Regions from separate parts of the Mus musculus genome. Here all the other regions are linked to region 1. The links are chromatin loops, found by intact Hi-C in ENCODE. Cell type or tissue: left cerebral cortex. All regions are shown on one strand. Links, peaks and the distances in the headings refer to the core of each region. The heading gives the core; the rest is flanking DNA. Region 1 overlaps Gdpd5 (glycerophosphodiester phosphodiesterase domain containing 5). Region 2 overlaps Dgat2 (diacylglycerol O-acyltransferase 2). Region 3 holds the start of Map6 (microtubule-associated protein 6).

Region 1 (10,281 bases), core at 1,211-9,210:
TGTGTGTGTGTGTGTGTGTGTATGCAAACATGTATGCATGCATGAGTGTATGGCACCAGGCGTGGTGGCACATGCCTTTAATCCCAGCACTTGGGAGACAGAGGCAGGCAGATCTCCGAGTTTGAGGCCAGCCTAGTCTGCAGAGTGAGTTCCAGGACAGCCAGGGCTACACAGAGAAAAAACAAAACAAAACAACAACAACAACAAAAATCAAGGTAGAGGTAGTATGTTGAAATTCAAGTGTATATAAGCTACAGGAGCTCAAGGCAAGTGACAAATGATAATGCATGTGAGATACCATGGGCCAAGCAGACAGACATATGACCCTACAAATAGGTATGGGGCACCCATGTCAGACAGTAGGACATTGATCACAAGCCCCATATATGTGTCCTCAGTACCCTTGGTTAATGGGGGGCACTTTTCTGTCCATCAACTCCCAGGCCTGAACACTACAATATGTGTGCTTCTGCTGCCTGCCTAGTACTTATTTCATGTCACCTTAGAGGAGGTGTTTAAGGACCGTGGGCAGATGGAAGCTGAAAAGCAGGGTCTTTCAGGACTGGCAGGGGTCATGATAAGTTGTATGAGTCTAAAGCTCATGACCCAGGCCTCCATAGCCCCCTCTCCATGACTGAGGCCCTCCTCTGGCCTTGCCCACACCTTTCTTCCATGAAACCATCGGTAACTTAGCTCTGACTTGCCACCTCTGCCACCCTTAGCTACGGAGCCTTCTCCTATCTTTGTGGCCTCAGGGACATGGCAAGGGGCCTCTGCCTCATCCCCAGGGTTATCTCAGGGGCAGGAACAGGGGCTCAGCTGGTCTCAGGTGCTCCAAGACTGATCTCCTCACAGTCCTCTGTGTAGACCTGCCCTGCCCTCCAGCCTCGTTCTGGAACAACTTTTCCTTTAAAACTAAATCTAAGGAGTAGCACCCATGACCCAGGAAAGTGTTAGCTTCTTGAGTTATCACTAAGCCGTGTGATCTTTCATATGGGTCAGGCCCAGGGTCCCCAGAATTTCAATGCAGACCTAGAAGCTATGATAATTCCATTCTGTCTAAGCCTACACATACCTCCCACCCCCAACCCCATACACCATGGATGCTACCATCCCTGGATGTCCTGCATCCCCTCCAGGGAGAGCCCTTACAGGAAGATGGATGTCCTCGGGCCTCATAGTCTCCAACTCACCATGATCCAGAGTGGAGAAGGCACCCGAGAAAGGGTATGGGAGTTGTCGGAAGTGACGGAGGGGACCCCAGCACACCACAGCAGGGAGAAGAGCCACGGTGCATTGACAGTGTACAGGTTCACACTCAGGTTCCACGATGCATAGTCCCTGGGCAGGGGACAGAGGTCTTTAGCTGCTTTGCTGTGGGGAGCTGGAGAAGCACCCCTCTGATAGCCAGACACTTTCTCAGCCACCCCAGGAGGAAAGTGTTTGTGTCCAGGGGCACCAGCACTGCTCAGTGGTTCCCATCTCACTCCCAAACCCTGTGTGCCAAGGCTCCCTGTGTATTCTGCACTGTGCCCACATGTGCTAAGTGGAGGGTTGAACTGGGGGGATACACAGTCCCTCACTCCTCCAGGGCCACCTTGGGTGGCACAGGGCAGGCACCTGAGCTCCTGGTGGGACACCTGAGTGTAGCGGAGGTTCAGCTTCTGGATGTGACCTTTCCGTAAGTTAGCGATGGCTTCTTTGGATCCAGATGTTTGCTGGAAGCCAGGAGCCATCTTCCGTACCAAAGGCCTCTGCCTGTTAAATAGCCACATGACCTGCCGGCAGGAGACAGGGTGGTCAGGCTGGTCAGACCTCTCACCTCCAGATTCGGGGAGAGGGTCTGAGACTTCCTAGACCCTTCAAGGGTCAAAGTGGGGCCTGTCCGAAGCAGTAGAGCCCACAGTGAACAATTTGGGCAGCTTGCCTGGTCAAGACAAGATGGACAAGCCCACCCTCCCCTCCTCTGACCACAGTCAAGAGCATCTAGAGAAACTGTGTTGTCAGAGTGGTATCAGGTTCCCAAACGGTCACACCACAGTGATTTGGGCCAGGTTCCACTCAAGTAACCAGAGAATGTGGGCCACCACCCTCCTCTGAGAGATTCAAAGGATCTGTTGTCCCCACAATGGGCCAGTCAGGAAAATAAGGTGCACACAGCCCTGTTTCGCCAACAGGGAAACTGAAGTCTGGAGAAGGGAACAGGTCTTGATGCAGGGGGCTAAGCAGGGGTCACCCACTGGGCTCCACCTGGTGCTGGGGGAAGCCTGAACGCAGCACGGCCTCCAGTGTGACGTTGAGGAAGCTGCCACGGTAGGGGTGATCACGGGGCGGGTCCCGAAGGTTGAGCAGCAGCGAGGCATTGCCCTTGGCCAGCTCCAGCAGCTCTGCCAGGCTGCAGATGGACTGGTTCTGAACCTCCCTGTGGTCGGAGGGTGACAGGGAGCTGGCCGTCCAGAAGGGGTCGGTCTGGTAGAAACAGGGACATGCATGCTATCATTAGGTCTTTGGAGCTTTCAAACGCCTTCCTTCCTGGCCATGGGGCATGGAGACCCGGGGCTGCCAGTGGCTGTGGATATGTTGAGCAATTGACTGTGGCCCAGTAGGGGTCTTAGGAGTGCCTGACATTTGCCTCTATGTTCCCCGCCCTATCTCCCCCACCCTCGCTTTCCAAGTGAATCCTTTGCTTAGAGCCTGTCCAGCGTGACCGTGAGTCCACTCTGTAGTCAAAGATGACCTTGAGCTCCTGTTCCGCTTTACCCTCATCTCTATTGCTGGGATTGCCCTACCCCATCAGGGTTCTGTGGTGCTAGGGAAGGATCCAGGGCTTGGTACACGCTAGGTGAGCACTCTGCCAACGGAGCTACATCCCCAGCCCTGCATCTGCAGCTTCAGCAAGTCTACTAAAGATCAGCATCCATGAGAGGGAAAGCCAATCAACAGAGACCCCACACAAGCAGTGACAGCTATGGGGTCCAGATGCAAGGGACCAGAGGGGGGGGTCACTGGCTAGCCTGGTCAGGAGCATCTGAGCTGAAGGCCACCTGCCTCCTTCTTTAGGAGCCTTCCATGTCTCCCATGCCTAAGGCAGGCCCAGGTACAGGCAAACCTTGAGGAACCACTGGCCGGCATTGAGCCTCTGCAGGACAGTCCAGTTGAGCATGGCAGCAGGCCTGCGGGCAAGCTCCGGGAACAGGTGCTCCACATTGGTGGTCCGCCTCAGGGTAGTGTCATGCATGAGAAAGGGCACACCATCCAGGCTGCAGGAGAGGATCACTGTCACCGCCCACTCAGAGATATCATCTGTTCCCATCACCACCCTCCCTACTCCCCGCCCTCAAACGACATAGCTGTTCTGTGTCCATCTCAGCTGCAGATCCCCCCCTAGGCCAGTGAGGACCTCAAAGGGTTCAAGGGACAAGTCCTTGGCTCTCTACGAAGGTCAAGTGGGGAAGACAGCTGGGGAGGGGAGGGCTGGGGAAAGTGGGTCTGTGCACTTAGCAACGATAGAAGGGAAGTACTGCCTCGCTTGATAATGGGGAAAACGGAGGCTAAGCAGGAAGCGTTTAGCTCAAGGTCCATGGCTACTAAATGGTGGAACCTGGCCTCAAACCAAGTCCTTGAAATGTCATATTGATAGCAGTGCCTGCACAGGTCCCTTAGACAACGTCCACATACTTCCCGCATCCTCATAACCCACCAGGACTGGCCACAGCTCACAGAGTTCCTTAGTGTAGAATAATAATAAAGGGCTCCCTCGCTCCCTGTTCCTCAAGAAATTTTATCCACTCCTATGGAGAGGCGTGGGGCGTATAATCTATGTGGTCTACACCAGGAGTGGTAACCTCACATATGTGGTGTAGCTGTATATTGTACACCCCGTGGGGCAGTAATTGGTGGCCCTGCCTTCTCTCCGCCTCAGGGGTATCCTTTGAGTTACCCCTGAGGTTGGGATGGGTTTCCCCGTTGGTTGACATTCGTGTTAACACAAATGCTGCATCTAGAGATGGAAATGTTCACATCACTTCCATATGATCTGTTTGTTTGTTTGTTTGTTTGTTTGTTTGTTTGTTTGTTTGTTTGTTTTGAGATGGGGTTTCTCTGTGTAGCCTTGGCTGTCCTGGAACTCGGTTTGTAGACAAGGCTGGCCTCAAACTCACAGAGATCTGCCTGCCTCTGTCTCCAGAGTGCTGGGATGAAAGGCGTGAGACTCACAGGTGTCATTTTTTTCCCAACAGGTCTGTGTCCCCACACCTAAACCCTGACTGGACAGTAGTCTGTTCTTTCTATTCTGGAGTCTAGCACAAACCTCTAAAAGGATGCCTGGCTTGTTGTGATCATCCAAGTCTTCATCCCCCCTCCTATCACCAGGGGCAGGAGGTTTTTATGAGGAGACCCAGATGCAGAGGTGGGGGTGGGGTGAAGAATGGCCACCACCCTTCTCTGCCATACTAACCTGATGGTGATGTCAGCTTGCAGCCCATACAGCCTCTGCTCCAGCGCCTTCCGGAAGGACATCACTGTGTGTTCTGGAGCCAGCTGGAGAGGAAGGACTGGTGACGGCAGAGCTAGGGTCCAGTTGGTGACCCTTCCCCAGCCAGTGGGAGGTGCCCCCTGCTAGGTCTGCCTCTCATTCTGGCTCCTTTGTGGAGTTGCTATGGGAACCCGGGCACCCACACAGCTGCTTCAAGGTTCCATGTTTTCATTTGTTATAATATGTATACCTCATGGAGGTTTGGGGGGAAGGGACAGGCAGTGTGCTGGGTATGGACTCGTATGAATATGAATGCCTGACACAGCCATAATAACAGAGTTAGCAAATAATCACTCTGATCACATTGTCCTTGCTGTATTACAGGCACTGAACAAGACTCTAGAAGCAAATGGCCTTCCCCACAGGCCTGTGGGCCTACAGTAGCTTTGGGCAGAGACTGAGTGCTTGGTCCCTTCTGGCTTAATCTCAAAGCCCAGTCTGGGGGGAGATTCTGGAGGGGGAAGGAGAGAGGATGGGGTTGCTGTGGTGTGATGAGTTTCTTCATCTATACAGCAATAATAATAATCTCTCCATCGCTACACTGGCACATGGACTCAAATTCATGCTTGACACCTAACAATAAGTTTGCAACCCTAGGGCAGATCATCACCCAGAAGGTTGACTCCAGCCATTGAGCTACATGACCCTGCCTTGCAACCCTGGGTGAATCCTCCCTCCTAAGGACCCACCCTCTCTTCAGACCTTTGGGGATATGGGAATCACTGTTCTCTGTGGGTATCTAGCTGGGCAGTGAGTCTCCTTTGGTCCTGTGCAGAGTAAATTGCCATACCTCTTCCTACCACTAGAGGTCAGCACCAAACCAGAGATTGGATTTAGACCTGGCAACTCAAAAGGCTGGCAATCATTTGTGAAGCCTTCACAGGAACACACTCGTGGTGACTCTGGCTGGACACAGTCATTCACAGTGACATGGAGAGAGCACTGGCTATCCGTGCCTCCACACCCCCCCCCGCCCCCCAAAAAACAGCACTAAAGTGTCTGCAAAATGGCTTAGTAGGTATAGATTCTTGTTGCTAAACCTGACAACCTGAGTTTAATTCCCAGGACTGCTTGGTAGGAGGGAACCGTCACCTGCAAATTGTTGGCTGAATCTCCACACGTGTCCTGAGGCATCACAATGCCACATTTTTTTGTAAAAAAAAAAGGTGTTTTGAGGGTTTTTTGTTTGTTTGTTGTTGTTTTAAAGTTGACCTTACAGAAGTAAAGAGCAGAATAATGATCAATAGAAGGTAGGAGGGGGAGGGGAGGCCGGTCACCAGGTGGAAATGATGGGCCATGTGAATGGGTTCTAGCATTCTACTGCAATAGGGTGGCAGTGGTAAATGCTAACTCCCTGTGTCTTTTCAAACAGGCAAAGGAGAGGATTCTGGACGCTCCTAACACAATGAAACAGGGTGTGATGTGACAGGTGGATCACTGCGGTGTGAGGATAATGCATTGTACAATTGAGAACCACACCGTGACTTGCAAATATGCATCACTAATTATCCTGTGTCAGGGTAAAAACCAAACAAGCATAAAATGAACGCCACACCCAGGCACGGGGCACACACCTGTAACCTTAACACTCAGGATGGGGATTCAGGTGGTTTGTGAGTTCCAGGCTATTCTGGGCTGCACACCGAGACCCTATCTCAGAAATGGGACAACAGATATAATGAGCAAGTCACCACCGCAGGATGGAGCAGCCAAATGCACAGCTTGGGAGGCTGTCTAGAGACAGCTTCATCAACAGATAAATAGCACAAAGGAGACTGGGGGAGGGGCTGTCACAGATGAAAAGGCACTCGGGGGACATGTGTCAAGCAGATGGGCTGCATGATGTCATTTGGATCATGATTTTAAAAGTCTGCACTACAGAAAGATATTTTTGGAGACAAAGGAAAAATAACTATGATATTAGGTCATGTTAAATAATTGTTAATTTGGGGGCTGGAGAGATGGTTCTGGCTGCTCTTTCAGAAGACCTGGGTTTGATTCCCAGTGCCCACATGGCAGCTCACAACTGTCTGTAATTCCATCCAGTCTCAGGGGATCCAACACCCCTTTCTGGCTTCCACGGTGTCAGGCAAAGCAACCATACACATAAAAGTGAAAATAAATACTTTTAAACATTGTCAGTGTGGTGTTATAGTCATTATCATTATGTATGTATATACATGTGTGTGTGTGTGAGAGAGAGAGAAAGAGAGAGAGGGAGAGAGAGAGAGAGAGAGAGAGAGAGAGAGAGAGCATGTGCACACATGCTTCAGTGCACACGAAGAACATCCTCTCCTTTATCTTTATGTGGGTGGCAGGGATTAAACTCAGTGTGCCGGGCTTTTACAGCAAGTGCTTTCCCCTGCAGAGCCATCTCCCCAGCCTGTTGTTTGCTTTTAAGTCCTTATGTTTTGGGCGTGCTGGCATATGCCTGTAACCCCAGCACTCAGGAGGCAGAGGCAGGAAGGCTGGCGGTAGTTTAAACCCCAGCTTGTCTCAAGCAGATCAAACCAAAACCAGGAAGTCCTTCTATGCTGGCGATACATCTGCTACCACAGACATGACATTTATTTCCCACATGCTCCTCTCCTGCAACAGCTGTTGCCCCGGTCCACCCTCTGGGGTGCTTACCATGGGAGCCCCTCGGTGGCCGATGAGGGCAGGTTTGGGGCCCAGGTCTTTTTTCTCCATGATGCAGGGAGAGGAGATGGTGAGAGGGATCAGGTAGAAGGTGAAGACCACGGCGAAGAAGGTACAAAGAATGGTGAGCTGAGAGGCTGCAGACACGGGCAGTAGGAACGTCCCATGAGCCACTGTGCATCTCTCACCAGGCCCAACCATGCCTAGCCAGCCAGACTGGAGTCAGAACGTGGTGTTCTGTGGAGTGGCCTTTGCTCTGACAGGAAGTGAACCCCACACTTAGGCACACATGTACAGGAAGACATGGACACCCAGAGCATTCTTTTTTTTTTTTTTTCCACCCAGAGCATTCTTTGGTAGCATCTATGACTAGCCTGGAGCCAGCCCCTGATGCTGAGCACAAGGGCCCCACCTCATTCCCAGACCACCCAGGTAGAGTCCCTGGACAGTCTAAGCTGGCATTTGTATTCATGGAGGTCAGGATGGGTGGGCCCTCTCTAAGGGGTACTCACAGGACCGCTCTGCACGGGCAAACTGTCCAGCGACGATCCAGGAGAGTGCAGTGATGGCCACCAGGGCCCCTATATGCAGGAATGGTGCCGTGCCCTGGGTGTGAAGAGAGGCAGGAGGGACCAGGGACTCAAAGGCAGGTCCAGACCCTCAGGTCACCAGCATGCTGCTGACCGTCTCTACCTACAAGACAGGCAATCCTGTCTCCATCTGCCCACTGAGGATGCTGGGAAGCCTGCTGTGCAGACCCCTCCCTGTTCCTCTCTGCGCCTTGGAGAAACAGGAGTGATAAAGGGTTGCAAGGGTCCTGGGGTGGCAGTGTCCCTGTCCCTAGCCCGCCTCACTCACCTGCAGGGAAATCAGCAGCACCTCCCACTCATCCTCCCAGAGCTGGGCCACTGCAGACATGGCCACCACCGTGGAGGCCAGGATGACCACCAGCCCCATCTGGAGAGGAAAGTACCAGACAGAGGGTCAGGGCAAGAATGAGGGGACCTCTGTCTGGGAAAGGAGGAGGAGAAAGAAAGCAGACGTGCCCACAGGCTGGGCAGGGGCAGTGCAGTGCAGTGCTTTTAATCCTAGCACTTGGGAGGCAGAGGCTGGTGGATCTCTGTGAGTTCAAGGCCAGCCTGGTCTATAGAGTGAGTTCCAGGACAGCCAGGGTTATATAGAGAAATCCTGTCTCAAAATAAAACAAAACAAAAGCAAAAACAAAAACAAAAAAACAAACAAACAAACAAAAAAAGATAAGGAGGAGGAGGAAGAAGAGGAGGAAGAACATAGTGCAAGAAGAGGAGGGAAGGAGAGAGCCAGGGATGAGCTGAAGGCTGTATGGACAGTAAGAGGCCAACCAGAGGCAGAGGCAGGAAAGGCAGGCAGATCCCAGGGAAAGAGACGTGGAGAAAGAGAAGGGAAGATGAAGACAAGATGAGGACAAAGTGGAAAACAAGGGCCTCTCTGGCATCAGGCCTCTACCAGGGCAGTAGCCTGTGAACTGTGCAGTGAGAGGGGGCTGGGCTCACACTAGGGGGTACTTGGCTCACAATGTCGTCTGTCGGACTGGCAGCCTAGGTCTCCTACATTTGGCTGCTTTTCTCTTGACATCAGGTCTCATGTAGCTTGAACTCCTGATCCCTCTGCTGCCTCCCTAGTGCTAGGATTACAGATGGGCACCAGCATGCTCAGCTTACGCTAGGCTGGGGACTGAACCCAGGGTCTTGACTGTGCGAGGCAGACACTACCAACTGAACTATATCCCCAGCCCAGCTTCTAGTATGTTCCATGGGAAGTGTGGGGCACAGCTGTAATGAGCATTGAGGTACCTTCAGGGACAGAGATCTGTGCCAACCGGCACCGGAAACCCCAAACTAAGTAAGACTAAGCTGGGGTTCCCTGCTTCAGTCTTCTCTGGAGCCCTAGAATCCTTCCTGGTCTGGGCTCCTCCCTCATTCATAAAAGCCCCTGTCTGTGGTGGAATGAGACAGCGGTGGGTGGGTGGAGGAGGGACTCTGAGGAGCCCTTTCTGAAGACATCTTATTACAATAGGAGGCCAACCTCGGAAGTCCTTGCAATAAAACTGATTCCCCATAATCCTAATACAATTAAAATTTCATCACAGTTTTACAATTGCTGCAGTGGTACCCATCATGCCTGGTAGCATTATCGAAATGTTTGGGAAAGGGTTTTTCCCCATGGTGTCATTCAGACACAGGAATAGCACAGGCTTGCAACCTTGTGGCTCCCAGGATCTACCCAGAGGCCTGGGGTAGACCTGCCTTGGCACTTCTGTCCTTCTGGGCTATGACTCATGATGGCAAGGGAGGGATCCACTCATTCATTCGTTTGCTCATTCATTCATTCATTCATTTTTGCCTGTGTGCTGAGACCCAAGGAGAGTTGGAATCCAGGCTTGTAGATTGGTTAGCTTCTTGGCAGATGCCTGGAGTCTCTACACCTGGGTCAACCCCTGTTGCACTGGAGGAGGCTAGCACCTTCCTTCAGGGAACAGCTCTGAGCAGGGACAGAGGGATGATGATGAGTGCCTTTCAGGGAGGGGTTTGACACATAAATAAGGACATGCATGTAAGGTGCTCTGCACAGAAGCTGCCACCAAAAGGAAATGAATATTAGATGTGAGTGCTGCCATTTTGAACAATTATAACTGAAAGGGATAACAGAGAGAAAAGGACGTGTCGCATACAGCAAGTACTCAATAAATGCTGCTTGATGCTGTTATGACAAACATGGTGTCCGGCATACTGGAAGTTCTCAAATGTGCTTCTCTCTCTCTCTCTCTCTCTCTCTCTCTCTCTCTCTCTCTCCAGGACTTCTCTGTGTAGCCCTGGCCATCCACCTGCCCTTTCCTTCTGAGTGCTGGAAGTAAAGGTGTGAGCTGCAGGTCAAATGTGCCAGCTGGAAAGACAGAAGCTAGCACCAGAAAGAACTGTCATGCGCACCAGCAGCCTGAGAACAGGCTGAACTCACAGTCAGTGCTGCTGAACTGTCCATGGGGCCCAGCAGGCCTCAGGCCAGCTCAGCAGCACCTCCTGTGGTCAGGCAGAGTCTGGCTTCTCTCTGGGCTTCAGCCCTCCTGGGTA
Region 2 (10,281 bases), core at 1,372-9,371, 280 kb after region 1:
CAGATTCTTTTTCTTTATAGCCTTTCTCCGCCTGATAGATAGCACATTCTCTTCCTCCATAGTGTCCTGAGCTTCCAGACAGGTGCGGCTGATTCCCACCCCCAAACACTTCCGTCCCTGGCAGCGCCTTCTAAGAGCTCGTGCTTTGGGGCTTTATTTGTCTGTCATACTGCTTTGACTAGACAGTCCTCTGTTTTCAACTTCTCTTTGGGACATTCCGATTACCCCTCCCCATTTCTGGATTGTTGATGATGTGCCTTGACCGTGCCTTATTGGAACCCCCTCTTTGTTTTAGCTGTTCTACCACCGACAGTCTCTGCTCGCCTTCCTCCAAAGCCTACTCTGTACTGTTTTCCCTAATGTACAACCTTGTCCCCCCATTAGCACACTGTGTAAGACGCTGTCTGCTCACTATTTATATCCTTTCCACTGCAAGGTGAGGGCAGCAGCTGTCTCGCCTAACTGGCCACACACACCTTACGTACACTAAGAACAATTTGTTACCTGTACACCCCCCCCCCACACACACACACACACATGCATGTTACAGTCCCTGTGTGGAGGTCAGATCACAGCTTGAAGGAGCTGGTGCTGTCCACCATGTGTCTCCCAGGATTGGGACTCTGCTCAGCAGGCCTCGAAGCAGTTAGCTTACGCATCCAGGCTCCCGTCTATTTTCTCATTTAATCTTTTCCAACAACCCCATGAGGTTATTCTAATGCTCAGAGAGCTTTAATCACTCATCTCATGTCACAGAGCCAGACAGGGCAGAGCTGGCCCTTCTCCAGAGTGGGGGCTTAGGTGTACTCTGTCACTCTTAGGCAAGGGTGAGAGACAGCCAGGAGGCCCTGGGAAATGGCCTCTTCACTCACTGTGATATTAGGTACTGAACAAGAGGCATCTAACACAGTTCCTGTTGTTCCCGTTCTTGGTCCCTAAGATGGAGGCTGTTGGGTCCACTGGCAGGCAGCTCTCATGACCTTAGCTGGAGCTTGACCATGGGAGCCTCTGGGTGGGGTTGTCCCTTCTTGTACAGCCAGTCTGCACAGAACTGTCCCCATGGCAGTGAGGCACAGTGTAGGCGGAACAGGCAGCCCTCCTCATACAGGTGTTATCTTGGGGTTTGGGTGTAGACTTGCCATGTTTAGTACTGTGGCATTGTTCAAGTGACTGAAGAGACTTGGGTCTGGTTTCCTGTGCCCTCTCCATGAGGTTACCCTCTTTGGGTTTCATCATGCTGGTTTCCTCCTTGTTGTGTGCCCTTCTAAGGAGTACTGTGAGACAGTGAGATGGCACAGGGTGGTAAGACATCTGCTCTGGGCCTCTGTGGCATTCCCTTCCCTCTGTCCTTCAGACATGGAGTGGTCCATGGGCTGTATGCAGGGATCAGCCTCCTGAGTGGCCTGTGGGAGCCTTGGCTGCACAGGACTCGTCTATTTACTCTCCACTGTACACATATCATCTCTTCTGTGAAAAGCCATGTTTACAAGAGGAGGTTCTGTTCCCTTCGTGAGTCAGGGAGACTGCGCTTATAGACAACCAGAGAGGCTCGGCGTTTTCAGAACAGGGCTGGCTTGGATTCTTGAAAGCAGCCCAGGCCAATTGGGCATCCAACCTCCTCTGAGGCCAGCCATGTTGGATTTGTTCAGCCATACAGCAAACCTTCATATTGCCCCACACACAACCCCCTGCTGCCATGGCCCCGTGTGAGGTTCTACACACACAGATGGGACAGGTCCAGTCTTGGCACTCACAAGTCACTGATAGGGGTGGGTGACATGGGATTCTGTGAGACTGGAGCTGTGTAAGCGGAGAAGAGTGGGTGTGCCCAGAAAGGCTTGGGATGAGGAAGTTGAATTTGGCTGGATGCTAAGACTCTCTTGCCCACCCTACCTCCGAGTCAAACAGGCTGGGTGTGGAGGTGGTGGCATTTGATTAGCTTCCTCACCAGCTGGACTTCTGCCAAGCAAGCTGGAGTAGAGACGTGTTAACAACTGGATGGCAAAGGCTAGTTCCGCCCTGGGGATGTACAGGGAACCCTCACTTCCGTGTTCCCCAGGTGATCGTCCAGGGCTGCTGCAAACTAACTTAAGGGCCCAAATTCTGGCCAGGAGGTAGACACCAGGGACCATGAGCTTGATCTAACTCACTCCATTTTAGAGAGGGAAAGCCACCCAGTTAAGTTGACATAGGAATTGGTGGCACGGCTGGGACTAGAACCCAAAAGCCTACAGCCCCTCTGTGCTCTTTAAGAAGCCTTCTATAGCATGCCTGTCATTCAGCACTCAGGAAACTGCAGCAGAATTGCAAGTTTGAGGCCATCATGGGCTATGAGACTTGGCAAGACCAAAGCTAATTGGTAAAACACAAAATACGAACAAGAAGAACATGAAACCGTTCCTGATCTACCCTCATTACTTTCCATTACTTCCCAGCATCCTGCAGCTTCCTGGGGGAGAAGACAGAAGGGATGTGAGACCAGCAGCATAGGGGCCCATGTGAGCCTGAATTTGGGTCTGAATAGAGTGCCACACTCTGAGAGGCCCTGGCCATGATCAGCATCACATGGGGGTGACGATGACAGACTCCCAGGATTCCCAGCTTCAGGATCTCCTCGGGTACCATTCTTGCTGCTCTGCCCTGCATGGAAGGAGCCCTAGGGATCCGAATGACTAGGGTTGAGTGCCTTTTTCTCATACTAGCCAGGCCCTGTCAGGGCACTGGGGACCCAGATGTGAATCAGAACTGACTTGGCCTCTGGCAGCATCTGGTCTCATGTGACAATCATCTTGAACTATGTCCTTTGTACAAGGAAGAGAGTGTGGAAGCTGAGAGGGAGAGCTTCCTTCTCCATCCCCTGCTGTTCTCTCCTCACTTCTCTGTCAAACAGAAAGACTCCCTGGGGTGGCTAGAAAGCCTCTGTTAGGTTCCAGGCTTGGGTGGTCCCCCCGGGAATTGTACCTCCCTGGAGGACATACGGTCCTCTCAATCTGGAAAGCCTAGGGTGTCACCTCTAAGGGCAATCACTGTCTCTTAGGTCCCTCAGGGCTTCCACTGGCGCCTGGACTTGAGGCAGGCCAGGCAGGGGGGATGTGGGAGTGGATCTTAGGAATGTGGTCCTGTGGTTCACTCCCAGCCTTTCCAGAGATCTGCCATTTCCTTCGCAGAACTGCTGCGGGTCCTCCCTGGACTACATTCCCGTTTTGCAGGCAAGGCAGGCAGTAGGTGGTTGGTCCAGTGAGACAGGGTGAGGACAGAGTGATGGGCTCTGGCCTGCTTGGATACAGACCTGCAGAGTATCGCAGGCCCTTGGTTTTGTCTGTATAATGGGATGAGGGTTGAACAAAATGGGTGCTCCTTTCTATTTACTTGTAAACAATTTCAAAACACGAGGGGGACTTGGGACTTTGTTTTTTTTGGGGGCGTGGGGTTGTCAGTTTTGGGCAGGTCATATGACCAGTAAGGAGTTTCTGCATGCCTCCTCCCCATCCCTCCCACCCCCCAGCTGAGTGCTGGCCCAGCTATGGTTGACTTTGCTGACTGAGATGCAAGGCCTGCCAGCGTAGGGTGAAGGTTTCAGGCCTGGGCTTGGGCCTCACTTCCCAGCAGGCTCAAGGTGTCTTCCTATACCCTATGTGCCTTTCCTTAACCACCCCTCCGAACTCTAGCCTGAGGTTCTGCCTACTGCAGTGGTGGGGCTGACAGCAGAAGGCATTTGTCATGCATTTCTTTCCTGCCTAGCAGAAGGCTGAACCCTGGTTCACTCTCTTACTCCATGTGAGACTTAGATACTTCTAGTTGTTTCTCAAATTTAGCACCTGGGAGTATTGTCAACTGCAGAATTGACTCAGTGGACCCTGGCATTTCTAACCTGCTCACAGGTGATATGACGGTGTGTCCTCAAAGAATGCTTTGGACAAGGCATCGCTACAACACCTTTTGTCTTCCTGCCAGTGGGGTACCTGGCCTTGCCTGATAGGCACCTATGCTTAGCCCTCAGCCATTGTTGATGACAGTGATGTAGCCAACCAGCCTTATGTCAGGAGTTTAGACTATATCTTGGAATTTCATTCCTCTTATACATATGCTTGAGACTTGTCCCCACATATAGTCCAGGGAATGAAAGGTCATAAGACCCTTAAGGATATAATTGTGACAGAGTCATTTGTCTTCCCTAGTGCCACCTCTCCTGTAGGCACCAGGCTTCCTGGCGGCATTACCTTTAGCTTTTAGAGTCCAGGGGTCATCCTGGGTCTACAACTACAGAGCCAATTAATCAAGCACACGTTGTCCTGATTTCCAGTCTTGGCACTTGCTTAGAAGCAAACATAGGTACAGCCCTGGATCAGGTGCTTCCGTGTGTCCTGTGTGTCTTTGCTTAAACACCACTCCAAGGCGGGTGTGGTGGCGCACACCCTTAATCCCAGCATTTGGGAGGCAGAGGCAGGCAGATTTCTGAGTTCGAGGCCAGCCTGGTCTACAAAGTGAGTTCCAGGACAGCCAGGGTTATACAGAGAAACCCTGTCTCGAAAAAACAAAAAAAAACCAAAAAAACAAAAAAACCACCACTCCAAACACCAGCTTGGGTTTTATCTGCCATGCTGGGGAGTGTAGCTCTTCACTTTAGGAGAAGTAAGATACCCCCGAATCTTCCCTCAGCCCCAAGCTTTGGGAACTGCATCGAGGATGAATGTAAATCCCTCTTAAGCTGGTAGTGGTCTAGGATGAGAGTCAACTTCATGGAAAGAAGGCTGTCCAGAGTAAAGGGAGTGGGGCAGGGATCCGGAGGCGCAAAGTACACTTGGACAAAAATCAAAACAAAATATTGCAAATTGGATGTTGGACTTCTGTCCTTGGCCTCATAGCCACAGGTATCAAAGACTAAATATTTGTACTAGACTCAGATAAAGGAAGATATGTGTTTGGAGCATAGGAGATGGAAGAGATCTGGCCTCCTATATATGGCCCAAATCCACAGCTTGCTCTTAGCTTCCCCAGTACGACATCCCCTTGTTTTCTATGATTTAGGGAAGGCTGTAAAGCAGCCATCAGAGAGACATTTGGTCGCCGAGTGAGGGTTCAGTTATTTCTCATTCTGTGGCCCACATTCAGCTGTCTAGCCAGGCATCTGTGGGAGGGGTGTTACATTGAGGTGTCTGAGGCTGGGGAGCAGGCTTGTAAACAAACGGACGTCTTCTCCTGCAGGCACTGGCTCCAGCATCCTCTCAGCCCTCCAAGACATCTTCTCTGTCACCTGGCTCAACAGATCTAAGGTGGAAAAACAGCTGCAGGTCATCTCAGTACTACAATGGGTCCTATCCTTCCTGGTGCTAGGTAAGCTCACCTAGGGTGGTGGTGAATGGGGGTGGGGTGGACATGGTTGCATCCAGTGAAGTCATCTTCTTCCCCAGCTGCTTTCCACTCACTCCCATGTTTAGGTCAAACATTCCACCATTAGGCATGCCAGAAACCTTAGTCCATAGATGTAGTATGGCTTCTTCATTTGGCAGCTTTAACTTGCCCAACCTACTTGCCTCTGGTGCTGTGGGCTGCCCGGAGCTCGTGCCCTTCTTATAGTCAGTCCAGCTTATCTGCCAGCCAAGAGCAGGTGTGTTGCTTTGCCGTAGAGCATGCATTGCCAGGTTTGAGACCTACTCTGACTTTCCTTAGGCTTCTTGAGCTCTCAGAACAAGCACGCTCCTCTTGGATGTGAGGGTGCTGCTCACTTGGTTTCGGTAGACATCGTGGGGGTTGAAAATAAGGGTTGAAAGCCATTACACAGAGCCTGCTGGTGGTCCCATTGTATGGATTCTGGCCTTAGAGGGTCCTGAGATCCCAATGCCAGTCCCTATCCCCTCTGCTGGATGACCTCCCCAGGGACTCTCCTGCCCGCGGTGGCTTTGTGACACTATTTGTGCAGGCTGACTGGGTGCTTCACTGCCTGCCGGCTAGAATCATTTGGGGTGAAAGCAAACACTGCTCTCTTGGGACCTCCTCCTCATGCCCAGGCCTTATGTCCTCAGCACAGGTTAGTGTCTGAGCACATGGGACAGATCTGCTGCAGAGCACCACGTGTCTGTTCTTGGAGCCAGGTCTTCAGGCACTGTCTCTTCAAACTGCCCAGGGTGGCAGGAGCTCAACAGACATCAGATGATAGAGAGCAGCTGCCCTTGAGGCAGGCATGGAGCCTCAGCCCACGCTGTAGAGCAATGGGAACAAATCCCACATGTGCCGGGTTCTTGGAATGTCTTTTGTCACATTCCTCCTACACAGGTGAGCTGGAAATGTAGAGCTTTAGTGACAGATCATGACACACATTAAAGGGCAAGTTGGAGTTTGCGTCAAAACCTAGTGTATCCCCTTACCGTGAGGTCCAGAATCAATGGACAGAGACCACAATATTGAACTCCTAAGATTAAATGCAAGGCCATGTAAACATCTTTATTGCTACAAAGGGTGGCTGTAGCTATCCTCAGATTCTTACAGGGTCACATGGCCCCAGAAAGGTGAAGAAACAGGTTTGAGGACAGGGCTCAGACCCTGAGTGTGGTTTGCATACCAGGGTAGAGGGGACAGTGCAACTCATCTTTGTTCAGACAGGAAGGCAGAGTCTAGTGGGGTCAGAGCCTTGTCCAGAGCCACAGAAGAAAATAGAAGGAGCCAAGACAAGAATTCAGTGACCCCAGCCTCTCGGGCCTCTCAGGCCTTTCGGGCCTCTGCCTAGTCTGCCTTACCAGCTCCTGCTGTCTCTGTTTTCACTAGAAGCCACCACTTGCCTTAGTGGGTCAGAGCTTGGCTGCAGGGGCACTGAGTACATTGTGCAATCCTAGCCCAGAGAGCATGTGATAGGGACTAGGGACTGGCCCCCGAGCTGTAGGTTAATGATCTGTGAGGCCCAGCCACAGCCCAGAAACTGGCTCAACGTGTCTTTCCAACCTGCTGCTTGGTGTAGGTGAGAGCCAGAGCTGGGCAGATGATCAGGCCTGCTTAAGCTGCTGTTAATGACTACATGAACAGTCGCAGCCACTCCCTCCCTCCCTCCCTCTGTGTCCCAAGCCTGTTAGCAGAGGCAGACTCTGCTGGGACGCTGCTACAGATCCCCTCCAGGTTCCTCTTACACAGTTTTTTGTTTTGCCGTGTAGTCCACTAGACCTCCGGTGAAAGCCGAGGGCCTTCTTGGCTCCTTTAATTGTATAAATAAAGTGCATTGGGTCTTAAAGGAACTAATAGTGCTGGAATATAAATATGTAAACGTTTGAAACCCAGTTGGATATTTAGTCATGTGTGCTTTTTTTATTATGTGTTGAGTTAGAACGTAGCAGCAGCTATAATAATTACTGATCTTAAGTAGTAATCAATGGAGCATCATCAAGATTGCTGAGACTGCTATAATTTGATATGAACACACCCTTGTCGTCTGTGGGTATCGTGTCAGCAGGCTTTGCTAATACTTCTGTGGTTGAGTGAAGGAAATGCTAAACTTCCATGTGCACCCAGTAGAAGACTTAGATGTCACTTTGCCCCCCCCCATACAAGTCCACAGGCACTTATGTAGTCCAGATCACGTGTTAAATTCCAACATCATGTCATTTTATCTTGCCAACCTCTGTAAGAAAGTAAAGGCTTAGGTGTGGGCAGTGGGCAATACATGGCGGGGCCAAGTCACCGAGTCCGCTTGGTCCTAGAAGTCCCTGCTCTCCACAGCCCTATGGCTATGTCTCCTACCGAAGAGCACCCACACACGGCCCTGTACTGCCAGCTGGGGGCCAGAGCTCTGCAGTGTGAGGTGCTTGCGGCTGCCATGTCCAGGAAGGGATGCATGCAGGAAGTTCTGGGTGAAACAAGCAGGCTGAGTCAGACACTGTGCTAACATGTCCTGGGCCCAGTGGCATTGGAGGGCTTCAGCCTCATCACCTGAAGACATGGCACAGGCAGCTGCTATAGGTTCTCCAAAAGGGAGATCATGTTATGGGCTAGCTCATAGTTGTCTTCCCAAGCCCCCCTCTGTAAGGTTTTTGGATACAGGATCTCATTATGTAGCCCTGATTGGCATGTGCGAGCGTTTGTGTGTGTGTGTGTGTGTGTGTGTGTCTATGTAGTCCAGGTTGGCCTCAACTTACAGAGATCCAGCCTTCCAGAGGGCTGGGAATAAAGTTGTGTGCCACCATGCTCAGCAGGTAGCTCATTCTTTTTATTTAAAAAAAAAAAACAAACCCTTTCTATATTGGTGGCTGGAGCTGGAGAGATTAATCTCACCTTGTTCTAGCTCATAGCCTTAGCTCTGTTGGATAGGCAGGGGGTGAGAGAAAACACACAGCCCGAGAGAGGGCAGGGGTAGCCCCGGCTACATAAGAGCCAGAACTGGAACACCAACTCTGGTCTTCTGTCACTTAGTCATGCAGGAAGGACAGGTGTGAAGTGATGACCTTCCCTCCCATAGCAACCAGCCTCCCAGCATCACGGGCTTTAGGATGTTTTCACGACATCCTTTCTGAACTCCATGAGCCTGGCCAGGCCCTGGAATGAACAGAGCCTTTCTTTGCTTTGGACACTGCAGAGGCTGGCACTGGAGGAATCTTTTTCTGGGACCAAGGAAGGGGGCCGGAGGCAAGCTGTCGGAACAATGTACTATCTGCAGCCTAAATATAGGCAGGATTCTTCCTGGCTGCCTTAGGACCCACGTTATCTTCAACAGGGTGTGCGGGCTGCAGATGCTTCCTAAGACCCAACATCCTATGGATGTACCACTGCTACACTGCTAAGTTGTCTTAAGAAACCACATGGCCTGCTCTCCAGAAACTGCCGTCTGGTTTTAGTTCTCCTAGGGAAAGACTCGGGAGGAAGAGTGTGAGAACCGCAATTTCCCTGTTCTTAGGTTCACAGAGATCTGCATCTAGACTTACTCTTTCTCATGGAAACAACTCTCAGACAGGCTTACCGTTGTAGCTGGCAAAGGCCTATGAAACCTGAATCCCTCTCCCACCCAGTGTGGAGGATTAGGCGGCAAGAGATGGATGATGGGGTAGTGTGATACTGAGGGGTGGTCTGGAGGAACAAGGATCTGACAAGGGCTTGAAGACTGGGTAGAAACCGAGAAGAGCAGCCATGATGAAGGCATCTGGGGTGGCCATAAGATACTGGCTCTCCTCCTCTCTGGGCCAGGTCTTTCAGCAACATGGCCTGCCAGTAGGTGCAAAGTACTAAGTGTTTGGGGAGCGGGAGTCTGGTGTGCTCTGGCTCTGGCTGGGGGCTGCCTAGCCTTCTGTATGTTACAGGGGACAGCTCTCCTGTGACAACAGTCCTCTTCACCCCCGACTCCACCCCTCACCCCCTTGTCCCACCCCCCATCCCCATCACAGTCTGAGATTTCTCACCTTTGGTGAACTTCTAAGGCCGAGTATGGACCATGGACTTCAAAGTCTGAGTTTAAATCCTGGCTCTCCTCTAGGTAGGCATGGGCAAGTCGCTCCTGCCACGTTTTCATCTAATGCAGAATAAAAGTCACCCTGCCTTAGTGACTTCAGTGGCTTAGCTACTTGGTAGATATTCCTTTCCTGTGTCCAGGGTCTTTGCTGGGCACTGGCAAAGGGCCATGCAAGGAGGAGACATTAAGAATCAGCTTCACTAGAAGCTGAGGTCTCCCTCTATTGCCCGTCCTGCTCATGCCGGGAGCTCCTAGCACTAGGACTCACCAGAGTCTTAGTAAATGAGGCCTGTGCAGGCTCTGCTCCTCCTCACTGAGCCAGTGCTCCACCTACCAACCACTCCCAGTGCCTAGGCACCTGGGACCTCTGCCTCCATGGGAGCCTGGGAGGCTGACCTGTTGTCCCCTGCTCCCCCAGGAGTGGCCTGCAGTGTCATCCTCATGTACACCTTCTGCACAGACTGCTGGCTGATAGCTGTGCTCTACTTCACCTGGCTGGCATTTGACTGGAACACGCCCAAGAAAGGTAAACGTCTGCTCTCCCGCCTGTGTTCATCCCGTACCCTAACAAGCTGGCTCTGCACAGCTGCCGCTCCTCCTCCTGGCTGCTGCCTCTTTTTATGGAACACCTACTCTGTGAAAGACCTGGGCTAGGCTGTGTATGGTTTGGGGTGGGTGATTTGGAGCTCCCTCAGTGTGTTCACAGAGCTCACCTTTCTTAAGGGATGGCTGGGGGAATGTATGTGGGAAGGGGCCCACTGAGCAGGTACAGACATCCTATGTGGGCTGCTAGACAGACACATCCCTCACGGGTCCCTACTGGCTGTGTCTCACCTCACCTGAATTGCTCAAATGTC
Region 3 (10,281 bases), core at 917-8,916, 180 kb after region 1:
TTGATATAGAAAAATTACTCAATAGGATCTAACAGCCATCCCTATTTTTTAAAAACTCGGAGCAATGTAGGAGAATGAGAGGTTTCCCAAGCTGTTCCCTGAAAAGCAGAGCAGACTTCATCCTTAAAGATAAACTGTTAGAAGCCGTCCTGTGTCCCTAGACAGACATCTGTTGCCACGGACCGCTCGAAACAACAGATGCACTCTAATCAATGCAAAACACAACACAAACAAGGCGCAGACACATTGGAAGCATGGCAACAGATTACTACTTGCTAGAAACACATAATCATCTCCTTGACAGAGCTGATTACAATGTGGTAAGGTTCCCAATCACAAGATTAACTTAGGGAAATAAATGTATTGGAGCAATAATAAATTAGTGGATGTAGCAAAGATGCTCCTCCCAAGAGGAACAATAATTAAAGGATAGTACAAAATAAGAGAAAACGAGTGTGTGGTATTCGCTCAGGCTAATGAAACGGAAAAGGGGATCCAGAAATGATACCCAAGTATATATGACACTTATGTGCTGGGAGAGACCTAATCAGGGGGGGAAAGGAAAGCCTTAAAAAGGGGGTGGGACAATGACACCTGCGAGGGGAGAGGGGGAAGTTGGTTTTTTTTTCAGATTTACTTTATTTCTGTGTGTCTGTCTGTGTGTCTGTGTGTGTGTGTGTGTGTGTGTGTGTGTGTGTGTGTGTGTGTGTGTGTGCATGTGTGTGGATACCCTGGAGGTGAATTACACGTCCTTATGAATTGTTTATTGGGGGTGCTGGAAACTTGAGCCCACTGCAAGAACAGCCATCTCTCCTAATTGCTGAGCCATCTCTCCAGCCCTGGGGGATCAGATCCCTAACATAGTCTATACACGAAGACAAAAATTCAATGAGTTTGCTACAGGCTTAACTGTAAGAAGATAAATTTAAAACCCTGTATGCATGATTATATATTCATATAAGATCTTGTGGAGGGAAATTACGTAAGTGAAGGATGTAGCCGACTTGAACAAAAAGTGTGTTTAACGTACTTTAAAAATGGACAGTGCATTTTTAACAAAGAAAGCCTTAAGTCTTACTTAGTAACAAGAATGGATTTGGGGGTTCCACTTTAAACTTGCCAAACAGGATCTGAGGACATAGCCTGGGGATCCGAAGCTTGGAAAGTTCTTCAGGAGGTTCTTTCTTCCCATCCTGAGGTTTGAGAACCCTGACTACAGAATCACCAAGAATTTAGAATGTTCAGATGTCCCGGCTAGATACCCAAGATGCACTGCATCAGAACTTCTGGGTGGGGCATCTATACATCAGCATTTTCTTTAAAAAAAAAAGTGTGTATAACCATTTGTGTGCATGTGCACATCTGAACACATGTGCACACGCATGTGGAGGTCAGAGATTAATAGCAGATATCTTCCTTGGTCATGCTCCACCTTACGTTTTGGCAGAAGATCTCTCCCTGAACCTAGAACTCACTCACTTGACTAGGCTACCTGGCCACTGAGCTCCATGGATGTCACTGTTTGCTCCAGGGCTGGAGTAACAGATGCATGCTGCCCCACCTGACAGTTTTATGTGAGTTCTGGGCGTCCGGGCTCAGGTTCTCTTGCTTTCACAGCTATCACGCTACTAACTGAACCATCTCTCCAAGCCCTGCATTAGCATTCTTAGAGATTGTACTATGCAGAGAGATTGAGCCACTTGCCCTAGGTGAAGACTTGTGTGCAGAGAGGCCTGTGGGTCTATCTGCCTTTCCCCAGATGAGCATTTCCTTCTGGAATAATGTGGCAGAATTCAGGCTTTATTCTAAAGAAGACATGACCCCCTTCCTTACGTAGGATTTAAGCTCACTCATTGGTTCCCCCCCACCCCCAGCACCTTGGTTGGCATCAGCAGGGCTTGGGGGTCATTTTATGCTGTAAGTTCAACCACATTAAATTGAAGGAAATTTATCAATATGGAAGTGAATAAATTTTTCACTAAGCCCTAAAAGTCCCATATGACCAACAATTCCTAGAAAGAATTAAGCTGTGAAATATACCAACAAAACAAAGCCCTTCATCTGAGCCCTCAGGAGCTGGGGAGATGTGGGCGAGCACATCCAACACATAGAGTTTGTCTCACACATTGTGACTACAAAGGAAGGAATCGTTTGGAAAGGCCGGGCAGAAGAAGGTGCTGAGAGGTCAGCATCTGAGGTTGTCTTGAGATGTTGCTAGAACTTGGGCAGAGGAAAATTAGGGAAGTATGCAGTTGGTGCATAGGGTGTAAGCCAAGTCAGACCTGCCTTCTCTAACCTTCACACAAGGCTGGAAACCAAAGGCTCTTTTCCTTCTGACTTCCCGCTACTGTTTTCATCTTTCAAGTATTTGCCTCTGGTTTACTAGTTTCACCTCCCAGAGCCTCCCCTGATTACATCTAGGAAGAGGTTGTCATTAGCATCGCTGCAGGAGCACCTGGTGCCACATTCATCCTGTTAGCAGACAGCCAAGGCAATGGGGTTAACTGGGAGGGGAATTTTAATGCCTTCCTTACGATTCATCTATCTCCTAATTGAGGATGCAAGGTCAAATGTCACAAGTGACTCCCCAATAAAATCTACCTTTAAGACGTGGTTCTTGATTTTATAGTATTATCTATGTCAAAAGAATACATTAAAATTTTATCAACCTCATGATTATGGATAATGGCAAAGATACCCCCAGATACCATTTATACCTGCTGATAAGAACAATTTTTCAAAGCCAGAGCAGCCCAGGGTAGCTGATGTTATTCACTGACTGCGCATTTGCACATATACGATTCTGCATACAGAATAGAATGTGCATTAAATCACAGACCAGTGCATGGCGATGATGGAGGACATGTCCTTTTCTCTCACACTGCTGCCATGTGATGGATGTCACTTGTAAGGCCCAGGAGAGGGAACAGCCGCCATGGCGAGAAGAGAAGGTCGTATAAATCAAATTGCCATTGATGTGGAGCCTAATTTGGCTTCTATGGTGACACCAGGCCCCTTTACAATGGACATGGGGTATATTTAAACTAAAGAGCTCTCCAGAATCATAGCAAGGAAAAGAAAGTCAGACAATAGGGGAGGGGAAAAAAACAATGTTCCAAATAGGTCTATACATCCCAGACATTTTTTTATCTATACTATGTTATGTTAATTTATAGAACATATTACTTCTTTACAGATACTTCCACCCAAAGTCCATTTCCCTGGAATTGATTAGTGTTTCTTATGGAACAACAGCAACAAAGTAAGTTTTGCAACAAATTTGTCATAAATTCAAATTGTTCATTAAAGAAATGTCTGTTTTTTAGAAAGACACATGTTCTTAATATTTCAAAATACAACAAAAGGGCATGGATGGTCACAAAGTCAAATATATGTACTTTACAGAAAATGTGATTTAAAAAGAATCGAGGTGTTCAAAGATTGTTCATAATAAGTTGATAGAATTCTGACAGCAGATAAAAGCGATCTTCAAGAGACTCGTGTCCCCTACACGAGTCTAAGCAGCCAGTATTTGTGTAATTGGAAAGTGGACAAGGGCATGCATGCCTACCACAGGTAAGGCTTTGTTGCAGGGTAGAGTGCTATTTGGAACAAAGGCACAGACCAACATTTGAAGTGAGTCGTCGCATCTGAGGGGCGGGCTCATTCTCGAGCTGTCTGACCCAGCTTCCACAAATAGAACAACTCCAGCCAGCTCAGAAACATAAACTGAGCAGGATCACCCAAGGCGGTGTGGGAGCCTTGGCTCTCTGAATCCAACTGGCTTGATCTCTATGAAGGTGAGAAGGGGCAGATCCTGCTGGGTGGATCCACTCGCCAGATTCCACCCGTAAGGTTCCACCCACCAGGGCGTGGCAGAGTGGAAGATGAAAGGGGAAGCAGGAATCCAATGCCAGGGTACCCACAGACCAACCTTTCAGATAAATGAACTAGGATTTGTGAACACAAGTACCAGGGCAGAATCAGAAACTCACATTCATCTTGGCTTGTGGGTGTTTGTTTCTGTCTCTCTTTTGATCCTCCAGTGCTAGTATAAACATTATTATGAGAACCCCACTTCCCTGTGGCTGTCCAAGGAAAAGGAGCTTCGTCCTTGTTTGACCCAGACCTTGGAAAGGAAGTAATATACTAATGCTGGAAGGTCAGTCTGGTTGTGATATCAGTTAACCCAGAGAGAGGTACCTAGTGGGAACCAGAATGCAGGAAGCCATGGAATTCTGAGGCAGGGCTCTGACTTTTGCCTTAACAATAGAGTCTCTATTTATGCCAGTCTTCTGGCTGCATGAGAGGAGTGCCTGCAGAGCCTACTGAAGCGCCCACACACAGGGTTAGCAGAAGACACTAACTCTGTAGCCCTTCCTTCCACACTTAGGAAAAGGGCACCTAACTGACTGTGGAGCTGAATGAAGACCTCAGAAGTCACAGCTGCACAAGGCCAGCTCCATCATTATCACACACATCTGCTTCCTCAGTACCCAAGCCCGGTGCTGCTACATGTTCAAGTCAACTAGGATCTATCAGCTAGCTGATGTTGGTAGAAACATAAAGGAAGGCCCAAAAGCTAAACATTCAGAGATGTGCACTGGATGGATGTGAGGTGAGAAAGCAGGCCAAGGCTGCATGCAGCACAGGGAGAATTGTATAAACAGGGTGTGCGTGGAGGAAGATGGGGGATGTTTCTAAGTTTGAAAGCGTTCATTTTCAAGGAACGTGAATGTGCCAGAGGATAAGGGACACATTAATGTCTGACCTTTGAGAAGCTCCACCCAGCAGCTGACTCAGACAGATACAGACACCCATGGCCAAACAGTGGATGGAGCTTGGGGAGTCTTGTGGAAGTATAGGGAGAAGGATTGTAGGCCCCTAAGGAGATAGGAACTCCACAGGAAGATCAACAGAGTCAACTAACCTGGACCCTTAGGGGTTCTCAGAGACTGAACCACAAACCAAAGAGCATACATGGGCTGGACCTAGACCTCTCTGCACATATACAGCAGATGTGCAGCTTGGTCTTCATGTGGGTCCCAAACAACTGGAATGGGGGCTACCCCAAAAAGCTGTTGGCTGTTCGTGGAATATGTTCTTCTAGCTGGGTTGACTTGTTTGGCCTGAGTGGGAGAGGATTAGACTAGCCCTGCAGAAACTTGATGTACCAGGGTAGGGAGATACTCAGGGGGAGACCCCACCCACTTAGAGAAGAAGTGGGGCATGGGGAGAAGGACTGTAGGGGGCAGTGAGCAGGATGTAAAGGGAATAAGTAAATTAATTAATTAACTAATTAATTAAAAGAAAAAATAGAAACATCTGAACACAAAGGAAGAAAGGAGCTGCCTCAACAGGGAAGAGGGCTAGGGACATCCAGGAAGCAGAATCAAGAATAAGGGGGCATCACATAGGAGAGTATAAATGGAAACAAGACCTCTCACTACATCTCAGGCATGGCCAGTCATCCCGAGTCATCTCTTTCCATCTTTCCATCAGCTAGAGCCATGTTTGGCATTTAGTCTATCCTCAAAACTGTACAGAATATCTCAGCTTAAATCAGTCCTGTGTGGATAGTTCTAAGTTGACTATTATTGATCCCAGTTACAGATAAGAATGTGAAGGCCCAGGAAGGTTAAAAAGCTCGCCCAATGTGTCAAAGCTACTGAAGAGGCAGGAGGGGAATGACTTCAAAGTACTAGAGCCAGTTATTAAGGAGCATGTAGAGAAATCTGGAAAAGGGTGTGGCGCTTGAGTGTCAGCCAGGAACTGGGGGAGGAATCGAATAGGAAGAGACCAGGACAATGTAAGAGACTGGGGAGGAGAAAGGGTCTCACGGGGAAGTAAGTGAGAAGTGAATGAGTGGAGGCGACTAGGGGACGGGAGCCAGGCTGGGACAGCAGGCGAACTGATGAGACAGGGGGAAACTGACAGGGTCTCTGTGGGGCAGATAGGGAGCTGAGCTAGGCAGCCAAGAGGAAAATGTGGCTTAGGGGTGGCACAAAAAACAAGCTGGGAAAACCAGTGTGGAAACTGTTAAGGGCTTTCCGACAGGGTGGGGCAGTAAAGTCTGGGTTGAAAGGGTTCTGGAATGTGGCTGAAGAGGGTGTGGTCTGGCCCTGGAGAAGAAGCTGAATGCGAAGCTTTCGGTGTGGGGGTAGAATGGGTGGTCCTCGCGAGGGGATGAGGGTGACCAGCATCACCTGCTGCCCCAGTCTCACCTGTAAGAGCTGCTTACTGTACTCGCCACCTCCTCCCGGATTTGCCTGTTGAGGGCATCTGCCACCGCGCGCCCCTTGCCTCCTTCAGGCCCTGTGCCTTGGGCATGGGCAGCGGGTGTCTGTTCGTGCCCCTCCGAGCGACGCACCATCCAGGCCGGCCCCGCCTTCCTCCTCGTGTCGCGCTCGTCTGCACCAGATGCCTTTCCAGCTGCGGGGCCGCCCTCCTGGGTCTGAGACTGGGCGGGTGGCAGCGGCGTCTCCTCGTGCCCTTCCGTGCGAGTCACCATCCACGCGGGTCCAGCCTTCCTGCGTGTGTCACGCTGATCTGCACCGGACGCCTTTCCAGCTGCAGGACCACCCTCCTGGGTCTGGGATTGGGCTGGGGGCAGAGGCTTCTCTTCGTGCCCTTCGCTGCGAGTCACCATCCATGCTGGCCCTGCCTTCCTGCGTGTGTCACGCTGATCTGCACCGGACGCCTTTCCAGCTGCAGGACCACCCTCCTGGGTCTGGGATTGGGCTGGGGGCAGAGGCTTCTCTTCGTGCCCTTCGTTGCGAGTCACCATCCATGCTGGCCCTGCCTTCCTACGTGTGTCGCGCTGGTCTACACCGGACGCCTTTCCTGCCGCCAGCACCCCGGCTCCTCCAGCACCCTCCGGGTCCCGGGCATCAGCAGAAAGTTGCATGGGCCCGCGCTCTTGGCTCTGAGGCCGACGCTTGGGCACCCCGAGAACAGGTTGGGAAGGCTGCGAAGTCGCAGGGATTTGCACCGGCTTGGGGATCCAGGGATGGTCCCCGCGCCGGGGCAGCGGCCAGGCGCGGAAGTCCTTCTGGTACTGGGTCTCGCGCTCGAAGGGCGCGTCGGACGGCTGGTACTCGCTGCGCGGCCGGCAGCTTGGCTCGGGCCGCTGCACTTTCCAGGCGCGGTAGTCCTGTCGCATCACCGAGTCCGCGGGGCCTGAGCCGGAAGTGGAGGCTGAGGCCGCGCCCAAGCCCAGCCCGCTCCGGCCGGGGGCGGCTACAGTCTCGCGGTCGACGCTGGGCCCGGGCGCAGGCCCTGTTGCCCGGGCAACTGCATCCGACTCTCCCTGGGCTGGCTGCGTCTCTATGGCGACAGCACGCGAGGGGGGCGCTAACGCGGGCTGCAGCGGAGCTGGCGGCTGCGGAGGGGCGCCTGGGTGTTCGGTGGCCTCCGAGTACTTGGTGAAAACCAGCGGCACCGCAATGTCCGCCTTGTCCAGCTGGTTCCAGAAGCGGGCGATGCAGCAGGCCCTTGTGATGCACGGCCACGCCATGTTAGCCACAAAGCCTTTTTGTGGTCCTAAATCAAATCTCCAATCTCCCTTTAACCCCAACCCAGACCCGCCAATGTGGTTCCCACCGCTTCCTTCCCTTAGAAGCCCTTTGCCTCGTCCTCCACCCTCAAAGAGCACCCGGGGACAAGGTACCGCTGAGATAAAGTCCGTAAAGTCCCTCGATTGCCGGCTGCAAACGCCTGCTGCAGAGGAGCTGCTGTGGGCAGTGAAGAATAGGAGCGAGGCTCAGCGTCCCAGAGTCCAGGCCTAGGGCGTCTGGGCGCGCCCTCTCTGCGACTGCGGTGTCTAGCAGACCCCGGCAGAGCAAGGAGATGCTTGGCAAAGAGGCTGTGGGCTTAAGCCATGGCGCAGGGAAGGATCCGCAAGCAGGCTTTTATCTCCTTTCCGTCTGGTTCAGCCGGCCGCCTAGCGAGGCTTGGCAGCGGTCACCTCCAACCCAGACAGAGCAGAGAGCAAAACGGCCTCTATCTATACCCCCGGTGATGCCGCAGCCGCTGCCGCTGTCGTCTTCTGCTGCAGAGAGGCGGCCCCACCCTTTTTTGCGGCTCAGCAAGGGAGGTGGGGTGATCAAGAAAAGATGCTGAGAGTATGCGCGCTGCAGAAAAAAAAAAAAAAATCACCTGCTGTCGTCAGGGCGCGCAGCTGAGAGGTTGCCCTCTCCCTGTCCCCTCCTCCCTTCTCTCTGGCAGCTCCTCCCTTCTCTGTTCCCAGGCAACAGCAGAACTGGGTCCTTGATAGGTTCAAGTCCCAAGCTCCTGAGGACTTGCTGTCCTTGAGTTGCCAGCTTCATGTCCTAGAACCGAGTCTCCTCTCTTTCGTAAAATCGCCCCAACCAATGAATACTAATTTTTTAAGTGTAAGACCGCCCCGCCTCCATGAAATGTCTGTTTCAGACTAGATGCTTTGGCTTCTTTTAAAAATCTTTTTTACTTTTTTTTTTTTTTTTTTGGTTTTTGGCTTTTGTTTTTTCGAGACAGGGTTTCTCTCTGTAGTCTTGGCTGTCCTGGAACTCAGTCTGTAGACCAGGCTGGCCTTGAACTCAGAAAAGCCGCCTGCCTTTGCCTCCCAAGTGCTGGGATTAAAGGCGTGCGCCACCTTTTAATTATGTGCTTTTGTCTGTGTGTGGGTATATGCACATGGGCTCTGGTGCCTGCTGAGGCCAGAGGGTCAGAAGTAGATTTCCCTGGTGCTGTGCAGGCGACTATGAGCTCCCACCCCACCCCCATGTGAATGCTGGGACCCGGACTTGGGTCCTCTGGAACACCAATACAAGTTTTTAACCACTCAGCCCCTGAATAGATACTTTAAAAGGGAGAGCTGCAGTTAATTGGTCAGCTATCAGGCTGTACTTATGCTCCGTGTTGCTGGTTCTTGACCTAAGCCTATGTGTACAGGGCTTCCCCAGTTGTATGAGATTGGGAGAGGCCGGCCTGGGAGAGGCCGGCCTAGCCATACTCTGGCTGTTCCTTCTTTAAGCAACTGGGAAGCAGTGAGTCTACTCTCCCAGGATAAAATTGGTTCTTCTCCAGCCCAGATGCTGCACTGGGGGAAAGGGAGAAAAAGGAAGATTCTGGAAAGAGACCCAAGGGAGGAGGTAAGCGGCTGGATGAGAGACAGTTCCCTAGGAAAAGGGAGACCTCTTTGAGGGGATTCTCGGTTGTGTTTCTGCCTTCTTTTCTACTTTGGGGTTGAACAGATTTTGGAATCTAATGGACCTGCTTTGGCTCTGATACTCTCTTTGTGACTTGGGTTGTCTCTGGGCTGCAGTCCCCTGGGTCGGGGCGGGGGGTGGGGGGGTGGGGGGGGAGGGGTAGTAGAGCTAATAAATGCCTCGGGGTGGTTTCATGAGGAAAGTTAAGCACCCAGAGCAGAAGCCTGGAGTCCATACTCAGGGATTTGGATCCTGGCTTCTGCACTTTTGGCTCTAAGGCATAGACAAATTGTGGCAACCTCTGACCCTTAACTTTGTCTCTGAGCAAGGGTATCTATTCTGAACTTACAAAGTTTTTCTGAAGACTGAAGTGACACAATTCACAAGAAATATTAGCTGCAGCTCCTGGCATATAGAAATGGCTTCTTCAGCAGAACCTGTTAATATTCAAAAGCTTATCCAAAAGTCTCACAGGCAGAGCCTCCCAGATAAGCCACTGAGAAGCCTGCTACTTGGAAATCTGCTACTTCACAAGGAAAAGAAAGAGTTCATTTTCTTAAAAGTCCCAAATATTTACTCTTAATTAATTTATTTGTGGCATATATGCACATGTGTACGTCTAAGGGAGGATGCTGGGTATTCTGCTCTACCATTCTCTGCCTTTTTCCCCATGAAACAAGGTTTCTCACTGAATCTGAAGCTAGGCTCACTGGCTAGCAAGCCCCTGCAGTTTTCCTGGCTCTGCCCCTCACAGTGCTGAGGTCCCAGGTGCTCACCTGACCACACCCTGATTTGTGCTTCACTGTGCAGGACTTGAACTCATGTGCTCACGCTTGCATAGCAAGGGAACTGCATTAGGAGGCCATAATTCTGTAAGGGAAGAGTACGTTATTGTAAGGTGAATATGTCTTCCTGGGGTGGATCCCTCCTCAGTCCCCTCACCTGTCTCACTGGATTAACCCTTAAGGAGGTGACAAGGTCATCTTGTCACCTGAGGTAGATTCCATCCTTTTTGATCCAGTCAGATAGTAAGCAGTGTTTCAGATTAGCTCTGACTTAGTAATAAGCCTCAAGGATCCATCATATCTTTTCA

What was found. A loop is a pair of places that touch in the nucleus more often than their neighbours do. Peaks named below come from ENCODE experiments on the same cell type or tissue, not always from the same donor. Only the 100,000 strongest peaks of a DNase experiment are listed, where the experiment ranks them.
Region 2: it touches region 1 in a loop (2.3-fold over the local background); 2 of 42 quality-filtered maps call a loop at or near these places.
Region 3: it touches region 1 in a loop (2.5-fold over the local background); 2 of 42 quality-filtered maps call a loop at or near these places.

The regions. Positions count from the first base shown.
Region 1 is chr7:99,445,972-99,456,252 of GRCm38, reverse strand. Gdpd5 (glycerophosphodiester phosphodiesterase domain containing 5) reads right to left here. Exons shown (of 18, transcript NM_201352.3): 8 at 8,033-8,131; 9 at 7,687-7,780; 10 at 7,166-7,311; 11 at 4,457-4,539; 12 at 3,110-3,260; 13 at 2,251-2,469; 14 at 1,621-1,778; 15 at 1,194-1,341. Among named protein-coding and RNA genes, the nearest start is that of Klhl35, 15 kb to the left of the region's middle. In left cerebral cortex, for the core only: a CTCF peak has its summit at 5,326 (motif pointing right); a DNase peak (open chromatin) is centred at 5,339.
Region 2 is chr7:99,164,751-99,175,031 of GRCm38, reverse strand. Dgat2 (diacylglycerol O-acyltransferase 2) reads left to right here. Exons shown (of 8, transcript NM_026384.3): 2 at 5,206-5,334; 3 at 9,843-9,950. Among named protein-coding and RNA genes, the nearest start is that of Dgat2, 13 kb to the left of the region's middle. In left cerebral cortex, for the core only: no CTCF peak of the experiment used is centred there; DNase peaks (open chromatin) are centred at 5,128 and 8,655.
Region 3 is chr7:99,265,257-99,275,537 of GRCm38, reverse strand. It overlaps Map6 (microtubule-associated protein 6), which reads right to left and starts at 8,091. Exons shown (of 3, transcript NM_001048167.1): 1 at 6,225-8,091. The coding sequence starts at 7,516. It overlaps Gm26705 (predicted gene, 26705), which reads left to right and starts at 8,320. Exons shown (of 4, transcript NR_103487.1): 1 at 8,320-8,393; 2 at 9,067-9,131. In left cerebral cortex, for the core only: no CTCF peak of the experiment used is centred there; DNase peaks (open chromatin) are centred at 3,788, 4,434, 7,300 and 8,144; H3K4me3 peaks cover 5,885 bases; H3K27ac peaks cover 3,469 bases.